Linked DNA regions of Homo sapiens: region 1 is linked to region 2. Evidence: read pairs that join two places in POLR2A ChIA-PET (ENCODE). Cell type or tissue: PC-9. All regions are shown on one strand. Each heading gives the region's core, and the rest is flanking DNA. Links, peaks and the distances in the headings are about the cores only.

Region 1 (5,466 bases), core at 189-5,188, 350 kb before region 2:
CTTCCAATCACTATGTTGACTTCTAACCCCACATGCTAGCTTTGCCTGTTTTCAGTTTCCATCAATAGAAGCAAATATGTCTGACTTCTTTCACTCAACACTTTGTGAGAATTATCCATGTTAGTGTGTGTAGTCATACTTCACTAAATCTCAATTCCTTTGTGGAAATATACTAGATTTTATTTATCCATTCTACTATTGATGGGCATTTGGGTAACTTAAAAATTTTGGCTGCTTTTCTGGGCATGGTGCCTCATGCCTTGGCAGCAATTTGGGAGGCCGAGGCAGGTGGATCGCTTGAGCCCAGAAGTTCAAGACTGGCCTGGGTAACACGGTAAAACCCCATCTCTATAAAAAATACAAAAATTAGCCAGGCATAATGGTACATGCCTGTAGTCCCAGCTAATTGGTAGGCTGAAGTGAGAGGATTGCTTGAGCCTGGGAGGTCAAGGCTGCAGTGAGCCGTGATCATGCCACCGCCCTCCAGCCTGGAACAGAAAGAGATGTCTCCGAAAAAAAAGAAAAAAAATTGGTTTTGGCTGTACTGAATAGTGTTGCTATGAAAATTCCTGCCCATGTCTTTTGGTAAATTATATACATATTTCAGTTGTATATATATACATATATATGCATGGGAATAGAGAGTATGTGGCAAGGTCATAGGATATGTTTATGTTTCGCTTCAGTAGCTACTGCCAAACCATGGTCCAAAGTGGTTTTTGCTTTGTATTACAATTTTAATCCAAGAGGAATTTAAAGGAATTAAGTAAGAAGAATCATATTAACAGCACTTTGCCAAATGGATTCTCAAAGTGTTTTTCTAACCTCTGTGAAGTGAATGATCTTTATAAAATGGTCTCTAAGTAAAAGCTGTGCAGTTTAATCTCATCAGGTATCCATTATTCTAGGACCTCCAGAGTGCCACTGAACAATTTTCAATCCTCCTTTCATCTTCATCCTTCTGTTGCTGGTATCCTTTGAACTGATGGAGAGACATGGATGGCATGCGAATAACCTCCATATTTAATTCCTAAATTGACCTGATATTAGCAAGCAAGGGTTGACATTGCAATAGTTGGATAACTTTCTGTAAGTGTTTGTCATGAAGCCTCAAAATTGGCTTCTTCTAGTCAGGACCAAGGCTCACTGAAAACACAAAAAAATTGGGTTTAGAAGTTTGAGGACTTTGGCGGTGGTTACCAAACGATCAACTTTTTCCTCTCCTGATTGAGCTTAAATATTTCTTCCCTTATCAATTACTTTTGTTAACAATACCCTTTGTACTTGTTCTGTAGTTGAATGTTTAGAAAGTATGTTCACATTTAATCCATCCAACACTTGGTGGGCGCCTGTTATTCTTATGCCTGTCTGTGGGCTAAGAAAAGTCTCCAAAGTTACAGAGCTAGAGTTCAAATCTAAGGTTTTCTCCTAAGTCCATTCCCCACTCCCCCAACATCCTGCTACATGTTAAGGCTCAGAAGAACTAGAAATTACTTTAGTCGTTTGGACAGTTTAAAGTAAGTATTCTTTTTTTCCTTCCATAAATTATCATGAGGGAATACAGAAGCTAACCGCCTGGTAAGATCCAGTGGATCTTCCTAAGGCCATCCCTTGAAAAATAGCAAGTCACTTTAAGTGATGATAATTTGAAAATGTGGCCAGGAAAACGATTCTGGTCCCTGGGACCAGAAACAATGGTTTGTTTGATTTTTGACGTGTTATAAGGGCTACCCCAGTTTCTGCATGTACATCAAGAATGATAAAAAGGGGGAGGTCTGATCAATCTGTTAGGCTGGACTGAACTTTCAGGATGACTGGATATACCTGGACTTAGCTGTTTATATGCCCCAATGCTATGTACTTTCTGAAAAATCCTCAGACCATGAAAAGCTACATGTTCCATAATGTTAAAAGGGTATAAAGTAGTGGTTCTGCCTAGCTTGCAAGGTTGCTGTGTAGATAAGAGAAATGTTAATTCTTTATAAATTCACTTTGAGTCATATGACATGGAGAGAGGATGAAGTAGGTTGCAAAACACCAGATGACTCTAAGCCATTTTCTTTCCAAACACTTACCTAGAATTCTAAAGGGGTATCTTCAGGAAGTTGGACCCCAGAGGGAGAGACCCCAAATCCAATGGAATGTGACATTGAGCAGGCTATTAAGTCGGCTGGTGCTGCTCAGCGTGTGGTAAAAAATATTAGCATAGTTCCAGGGAAGGAACAATGAGAAATTCATCATGCTTCTGGCTTCAGACAACTGCTTTCCAAACTCAGACACTGCCCTAACACTCAAGGTCAAAGGTTTCACATCCTTTCCTTTCTTAACACCAGAAGATAAATATTTGCCTTCAAGTTCAACACTCTTGAAATCTAACTCCAATTGGATAATTTTTGTCTCTTGTGCAAGGGCAAAAACTTAAGGTTTCTTCTTACTCATGACCTCATTCCTGGCCTCCTTTCCAACACAATAGCATGTTGGAGTCAGGAATGCACAATAACAGCAATCCAAAGAATCGCTCCCATGCCAGCTGCTCTGAGGGAATCAGTTCTCAATACACATCTCCTAGTTGCCAAATAGTACAATTAAGTGCATTTGGTGGGAAGGAATAGGGCAGTATCAGATAACATAACAAGTGCCCTTTATTTAATATCTTAGTCATGACTTTGTAAGTTGCAATAAGCATTCAGAAGCCAGGCTTTTTAAGTTAAAAATGTTTAAACTTGTTTTACAGTATGCAGCAAATGGCTGATCCCAATTCAGTGGGATTCTAGTTTGTCAACTGCTTTTCGTCACCATATTGCTATCTCTAAAGTACATTCCAGCTCTGTGATAGCTCTCCTTCCCCCATGAATTATAAATATTTTCCCATCCCACCCTGCTCTTATTTCCTTCCTCAGTATTTCTATTCTTAAAAAGGTCTTGTTTTCTCTTGACTTTTATTTTAGGTCCAAGGGGTACATGTGCAGGTTTGTCACATAGGTAAATTGCATGTTGCTGAGGTCTGGTGTATGAATGATCCCATCACCCAGGTAGTAAGCATAGTAACTGATGGGTAGTTTTTCAACCCACTTCCCCTGTCACCATCTCCCCTCCAGTAGTCCCTAATGTCTACTGTTCCCACCTTTGTGTCCATGTGTATTCAATGTTTAGCTCCTGCTCATAAGTGAGAACACGAGGTATTTTTCTGTTCCTGTATTAGTTCACCTAGGATAACAGCCTCCAGCAGCATCCATGTTGTTGCGAAGGACATGATTTTGTTCCGTTTTTGGCTGTGTAGTATTCCATGGTGTATAGATACCACATTTTCTTTATCCAGTCCACCATGAATGGGCACCTAGGTTGACTGCATGTCTTTGCTATTGTGAACAGTGCTGCAAAGAACATACAAGTGCATGTGTCTTTTTGATAGAATGATTTATTTTTCTTTGGGTATATACCCAGTAGTGGGATTGCTGGGTCAAATGGTAGCTCTGTTTTAAGTTCTTTAAGGAATCTACATGCTGCTTTCTACAGTGGCTGAGCTAATTTATACTCCCACCAGCAGTGTATAAGCGTTCCCTTTTCTCCTCAACTTCACCAACATCTGTTTTCTGGCTTTTTAATAATAGCCATTCTGACTAGTGTGAGACGGTATCTCAGTGTGGTTTCCATTTGCATTTCTCTAATGATTAGTGATGATGAGCATTTTTTCATATATTTGTTGGCTGCAAATTGGCTTCTTTTGAGAAGTATCTGCCCAGTTTTAAATAGGGTTATTTATTTTTTAATTGTTTAAGTTTCTTACAGATTCTGGATATTAGACCTTTGCCAGATATACAATTTGTGAATATTTTCTCCCATTGTGTAGCTTGTCTGTTTACTCTGTCGATAGTTTCTTTTGCTGTGCAGAAGCTCTTTAATTTAATTAAGTCCCACTTGTCAATTTCTGGTTTGGCTGCAATGGTTCTAAAATAAATCTTAAAGGACTTCATGGGAGCTGGGTAGGAACCGGTGCTCTGTGGGTAGTTGATGCCTTAGCTTTGGAGTCTTGGGTGATCCTTTACAAGTTATTTCCACTAAAACCATTCCTCTGAGTTATCAAGACTGTTTTACAGATGGTTCAGCTCTATAGTACACTATCAGACTAAAAATATTTTTTCTTCCCCAGGGTTAGAGGAGCCTTCAGGGTGGGAATGAATATTGGAGCAGTCAGAAAAACACAGCTTGCTTTTAAAAACATCCTTGTCTGATTTCCTCTCCTATTGTGGCTGGACTTCATCTCCTTTAATAAACAACTATGCCTTCCAGCCTGGAATTTACCTAGCACAAATTCTGTGATTTCACTGGGAACAGTGAGGAGTGGTGTATCTAACAATCATTGAGTAGTGGTTCCAATCATGAAAAGGAAGCAAAAAACCGACTGAAAAATAAATCTGAAGAAGGAACGAAGACATATGAAAGAATTCAGGACCCCCAGGCTTGGCAATGCCCCAAATGAGAATATTTTTAAGGCAAGGCTTACACCTTTGGATGACAACCAAAGAATTTCTGTATCCCACAAAGAAAGAGACACACAATTCACATTCCAGACCTCTACATGCTGGGTGGGTGCCTGCCCTGCCCCAAGTCGTCTGGATTCTTCTGAAAGGGCAGGCCTCAGAGACCTGAGCCAGGATAAGCAGGGAGTGCTGTGCAAACGGGCACCCTGCCAGCCACACCTGCTGTACCAGGCGCCAGTCACAGTCAGGTGACAGGAGGGCCTGTTAGAGGAGATCTAGGGACCGTGCCATGGCTGGACACTGAGACTCAAGGGAGACAGCCCAACCCACTTATATCAACAGGTGATTTGTGAACTGTGGGTTCCACTGTGTACAGTCACATGGCTGTTGGGGTGACCCTCCAAGTGTTAGGCTGTGCAACCTAGGCTGATGAAAAGTCTGTGTTGTCCCTCAAGGCAGCAGACCCCCCTGAGTTCTGGAGTAAAGGCATCCAGGTACTCCAAGGCAAAGTCTGCTGACCTTAGTCTAAGTTAGCTGGTTCCTCTGACAACAGAAAGAAAGAAAAGCCCAGCTTCCCAGCCAAAGCAGCTGCTCTGCAAAGAAATGCTGGGGTACCTCTTGGGCCAGGCTTCCATCCCCGTTGCTCAGCAGTCTGGACTCAGAAACCCTTTACTGAGCCTTAAGGGCATTCAATTGAAATACCAGGCTTTGTTGCATTTCATGACATTACAAAATTTTTTTTCTACCTGAGTGGGACAAACGTATCACAAATTTACCCTGTTTAGGAGATGGCCCCAGTGATAAAGGAAGAACTTTCCAGGTCAAAGAGCCCTAGGATGAAGTCAGGAAACCTGGGTCCTAACTTGTGAAACCTTGGGCTGGGTTAATATCTCCATTTCTCAGGCGCCTTATTTGCAGGAGGAGATGGTTACATTAAAGGACCTTTAAGATACATTCTAGCTCCAAAATTCTATTTTCCTGAAAA
Region 2 (5,466 bases), core at 347-5,346:
CCAACACGGAGAAACCCCATCTCTACTAAAAATACAAAATTAACCAGGCGTGGTGGCACATGCCTGTAATTCCAGCTACTTGGGAGGCTGAGGCAGGAGAATCGCTTGAACCTGGGAGGCGGAGGTTGTGGTGAGCCGAGATTGTGCCATTGCACTCCATCCTGGGCAACAAGAGCAAAACTCCATCTCAAAAAAAAAAAGAATTCCTATTGTAGAAAAATGAAGAGAAAAAAAGACACAAAATACAAACCCTGATTATTTCATAGTTAGATTCAACAGACATAAAACTCTTCATAGTCAAATTGTTAGGAACGTTTTTAAGTGCTTGCTCTTGCTTTTTGTCCTCATCTCATTGTGGACGGTAGTGAACACTTTGAGGACCAGCACTGGTCGATGGACCACCTTTGAGTAGCACTGTTTGATCCTATCATAACATCATGCCTAGTGTGCTAGTTTGCATCCATTCTAGGAATGGCAGGCTTGTCTTCTCAAATAACATGTATCAGTTCATCTGTGGTATATACCATTTTAGAATAAATTTGAAAACTTGGCTAGGTCTGACTTTGCTTTTTAAATGTCCTCTAAATCGGTGATGAAAGTAACTAAAGAGTTAAATTCCTTTAAAGGAAAGAGCTGTTAGGGGTATTTTAGTAAAGTTAAAATATGTCTCTTTTTCATCAGCTTATATTGGTAGCAGCAGTTAATATAATCTTACCTGTGCCCCTAGTCACAGAAAGATCTGAGTCATCTCTTCCCCCTCTCCCTTGGCACCTGAAGCATAGCAGACATTCTGCATTCAAATGGTTTTTTATATGCCTATTTAATGAAATCATTTCTATTTCATCTTAATTTGTTTTTGTTCTTTAATGATTCACATGCTTTTTTCCCCCTAGTTCCGAGACTACTGTGCTATCTGCTTAAGATGGGAGTGGCCTGGGTCTCCAAAAGCATTGGAAAAGTGCAATTTAGAAGCTGCTTTCTTTGAAGGTCATTTTTTGAAAGTGCTGTTCGACAGAATGGGAAGAATTCTTGATCAGGTAATACATTTTAAAATACTAATTTTCATATTTTTTTTTGCCATTCACCACAGAATCATCTCAAGTCTTAGTAGATCTTCAATAAAGTACTTTTATTGTTTTCTTACTTTTTCCACTGGATGACTTTTTCATGAAGCTTGATTGCCAACAACTGGCAGATTTCTGATGCATTCTGTATGTTAAAAACATTTATTTGGCCTGACAGCTGCTTGTTTATTTTACTTCTCATGATAGGCCATTGTCTTAATATCCTTAACACATTTTGGAGATGATTAGGACTGCTTTTCTTTTATGACTTGCTTAGCCTTTTAGTTAGTACATTTAGTACAAATACAGATGCTCAATTTGGAAGACCTTAAATGTCATTTCAGATTGAATCTTGAACACTGGTCTCAGTAAAATCACAGAATAGTGTTAGATGAACCTGGCTCTTTAGACAAAGCTTGTAAACGATACTCATTTTCATAAGGGAGAGGTGAAATAGAAAAGGTTAATGTACTCCTTTAAAGGTGGATAAAAATCACCATCAGCTGATAAGTTGCTATGTACATCTCATCTGACTGTTAGGAGAAATAAATTTGGGATTATGGAATCCCTCCTTCCATCTCTCATTGGCTCATAAGCTTAGTGATGAGAGAGCTTTGAAATGCTTGACTCATTAGAATCTAAACCTGAAAGAACACAACTAGCATAGTACTTTCCTCAGTGTGGAAACTGAGTGGACCAATTTGGAATTAATTTTCAACTGTATGTTAAAGTACGTGTTCTTTTTTTAGCATTTTAGTTAAATATTTATGTGAGCATAGGGAGTTGTAAAAGAAATTTACTAAGTAGGCTGTCTTCAGTAACTAGAAAGTCAAATAAAGAAATTGTAATCTAAGAAGTATTTCACTATGTTAGAGTTTAGTCAGCGTTGTTTCTGACGGTAATCTCTATAAGAGACCAGGTCCTTTTTTTTTTCTTTTTTAACCTCTTAATAGCATTCGCTGTATTTCTAGTGTTGCTTGGTTGGTCGTTTTAAACCTGACAACCAAAGTATAAAAATCTGGCTATTAATAGGTATTGTGGCCTCACCTCATGGCTGTGTAAACCTCCTGGGTAGCCAGGATGCATCAGTTTATTGTGGTTTGTTTTTTGTTTTTGTTTTTGAGCCAGTTTGCTAGGCGTAGTTTAAATCAAGCTTGTTGCTTGATTAAGCTAACAAGCAAGAGGTAATAACAATGAGTATCAAGACAGTAATGTTTAGGAATTTTGACCGAAAGTACTAAAAAGGAATCTAAATTTTAAAAAGTAGTTTCTGAATTGAAAGATCTACCCTGAATCTTCAACCTTGAGCACTTTTTCTCTAGTTTGTGGAGTGCTGGCACAAAAGGATACATTGAAAACAGAATATCTGAAATACTTAAAATACTTTTCAATTTCACCAGATAGCACTTCATAGCACAGCGCTGATTCATAGACTGTTTCAGTCATTCTTCCTGTAACCGTGTATCATAGGCAAGAGAGATTTCTAGTATTATTTTACAAATGAGGAATCTTTGGTTTCAGTTATGTGACTTACAGCTGGTAAGCTATGGAGCCCCGTCTGAAACCTTTTATCTTTAAAACTCTTGAGCCGGGTGCAACTGTAGTCCCAGCTACTCAGGAGTCTGAGGCAGGAGGATTGCTTGACCCCAGGAGTTCAAGGCTGTAGGGCGCTATGATTGTGCCTAAGGATAGCCACTGCACACTAGCCTAGGCAACATAGTGAGACCCCGTCTCTAAAACAAAATTAAAACACAAACAAAAAAAAAACCCTTGATTTTCAAAGCCTTTTGGGTAAGAACGTGGTATAGTCTGATCTCAGAGATAAAACACAAGTCCTAGAAAGCTAAGCATTTTTGGCCTAGTTTTACTTTCTTTCCTAAACATTTTTGCCGGAAGTGATACTTGCTTGTAGTTTCTTTTTTTTCTTTCTCTCCCTATTTCTTCTTCTTTTTTTTTTTTCTGAGACCGAGTCTCGCTCTGTCACCCAGGCTGGAATGCAGTGGTGTGATCTTGGCTCATTGCAACCTCTCCCTCCCGGCTCAAGCGATTCTCCCGTCTCAGCGTCCTGAGTAGCTGGGATCACAGGTGCACACCACCACGCCTGGCAAATTTTTGTATTTTTAATAGAGATGGGGTTTCACCATATTGCTCAGGCTGGTCTTGAACTCCTGACCTCAGGTGATCCACCTGCCTCGGCCTCCCAAAGTCCTGGGATTACAGGCATGAACCACCACGCCTGGCCTTCTTCTTTCTTCTTTTTTCTTTTTCTTTTGTTTTTCTCTTTGCAGGGCATTTTCTTAGTATAGATTCCTAATAGGGTCTAGGTAACTTGACTGAGATTAAAAATTTAATATGAATAGTTTGGCAAGTGGCTAATGTCTTCATGCATAATTGAGAACTTACAGTATCAAGTATTCATAACACTATTGTGTTATCACAATGCTAATTTGAAAAAATTCATAATACAAACATTTACTATTGTTTGTAACGGTGGTGATTTTAAAAAGATAGTAAAATACTAAAGCCCATAGCAGAATGTAAAGAACACTGGGAACATTGTAAGGAGGCCAAATCTTGTCCCTGCCCTGAGCATGATGAGTTTGAATTTGATCAAGTAACTTAGCTACTTGTCACATTTTCTAATTGTTAAAGTGAAGTTGATATTACTTTTTTAAGTCAAAGTTTATTATCTCAAAATTTGAGTTCAGTCCAAAAACATGGGCCAAGTCCATTTGTCATGTCAGAGAAATCTGGCTTGCTTTCCTTTCAGGTAAATACTGTATAAAGTATAAAATAAAGGGACCTCAAGTAATAGATATAAACACTTAACTACCAACAACTTCCAAAAAGGCTAGCTTGTTTTAAAGTTATTACCAATAGGAAGTAGAGACCATTTCAGAGTACAGTGAAACAAGTTTATCTTGTTGAAATTTATTTTCATTTTTACTACGTTGAGAAATAATCTGTGTCAGCCTTAAATTTCTTAAGCAACCTATGACCTACATTTATGTTAAAATAAACTACAAACCAAGGTAACACCACACAGAGAAAATACAAAGTCTAAATAGTAATGTATTTGTTTAAAGCCAAATTGTACTGATTTATTTATTTAAGCACCTGCAGATGGCGAAATTTAGTGACCTAAAAATCTTAACTACCTGCAGTGAAGAGTCATGTACAATTCTGGACTTAAGTTGTATTTTAAATTTTTTCTACTTTTTTTTTTTTTTTACTAAATGCATTCTTTTAAATTATTTTTTGTAAATGATTCCTTCATACCTAAAATACAATTTAATGTGAATTCATTGTTTATTATGAGTTGAGTCTCAGAGAAGGCTATTCTGTTGCAAATATTATCAAGGGAGGAGGAATGGAGAGAAGTTGGTTAATGAGTCCAAAAGTACAGTTAGAAGAAATAAGTTCTAGTATTCAGTAGTACAGTAGGGAAATTAGTTAACAAAAACGTATTGTATATTTCAAAGGAGCTAGAAGAGAACTGTGATGTTCCCAACACGAAGAAAAGATAAATGCTGGAGGTGATGGATGTCCCAGTTACCCTAATTTGGTCATTACACATTACACATTGTGAAATGTATCAAAATATCACATGGACCCCCCCCAAAATAGGTACAATTATGCTATATCAATAAAAAATACCCAAAGCCCCCAAGTATTACCAAGTAGGAGAATTTACTCTTAAACTATCCTTTACTGGGAATACATATTTCCTTTCAATTACCTTGCTTACAGCTAGGTTTTGAAAAAAAATAATAAATGACTTGGAGCAGTTTTTAATTCTTTAAAAAAATCCATGTTCATGAATCTAGTAGTAAGTTAGAAAGACTAAAATGGGCCTTACAGCATAGGACTTGAGAGTTTCTGTTTATGTAACAAAACATGTTCATCGTAGCGTCTGTAGCTGTGGTGATTTTCAAAAGATAGTAAAATGCCGAAGTCTGTAGCAGAACTGGCGTGTGCCCGAGCATTCTCCACTGAATGCCAGAGATTGACTTCCTCATTGCTATTCACTGTGATCAAGGCTTTGCAGGTTGTTCAGTGGCTGAGAGTGAAACATTCCGCTGTGCTGGCTGATGTTGCACTTGGTCCTGACTCCCTCTTCCCTCCACTGTGCTGCAGTGTCTGTCTCACTCTTGCCACCTGGGTTCTCTGCAGCCTCCTCACTGTAGTTAGTTTTGTTGCAACCAATCCGTTTCCTTTGGCTGCTTAGAAGAAGCAAACTGGAAGGGGTGAGAAGTTTCTATTGAAAGTTCTGAGCAAGTAGTAGCAACTCCTTGTGTAGTGTGCCTTTTGCTTTGTTGACATGACTCTGTAAAGCCCCTTTCTGTGAAGAATAAACAGACAATTAGAATTCAAGTAAAATCACGATATTACATGTAAAACA

The links. Peaks named below come from ENCODE experiments on the same cell type or tissue, not always from the same donor. Only the 100,000 strongest peaks of a DNase experiment are listed, where the experiment ranks them.
Region 1: POLR2A ChIA-PET joins it to region 2 with 6 read pairs; 2 of 35 experiments call an interaction of 5 or more read pairs at or near these places.

Annotation. Positions count from the first base shown.
Region 1 is chr10:114,502,936-114,508,401 of GRCh38, forward strand. All of the region lies in intron 6 of ABLIM1 (actin binding LIM protein 1), which reads right to left. Among named protein-coding and RNA genes, the nearest start is that of AFAP1L2, 100 kb to the left of the region's middle. RefSeq lists a silencer at 4,435-4,729. In PC-9, for the core only: no CTCF peak of the experiment used is centred there; DNase peaks (open chromatin) are centred at 2,456 and 4,676; H3K27ac peaks cover 4,093 bases.
Region 2 is chr10:114,854,304-114,859,769 of GRCh38, forward strand. FHIP2A (FHF complex subunit HOOK interacting protein 2A) reads left to right here. Exons shown (of 17, transcript NM_020940.4): 14 at 894-1,037. Among named protein-coding and RNA genes, the nearest start is that of FHIP2A, 35 kb to the left of the region's middle. In PC-9, for the core only: no CTCF peak of the experiment used is centred there; a DNase peak (open chromatin) is centred at 2,498; H3K4me3 peaks cover 718 bases; H3K27ac peaks cover 3,382 bases.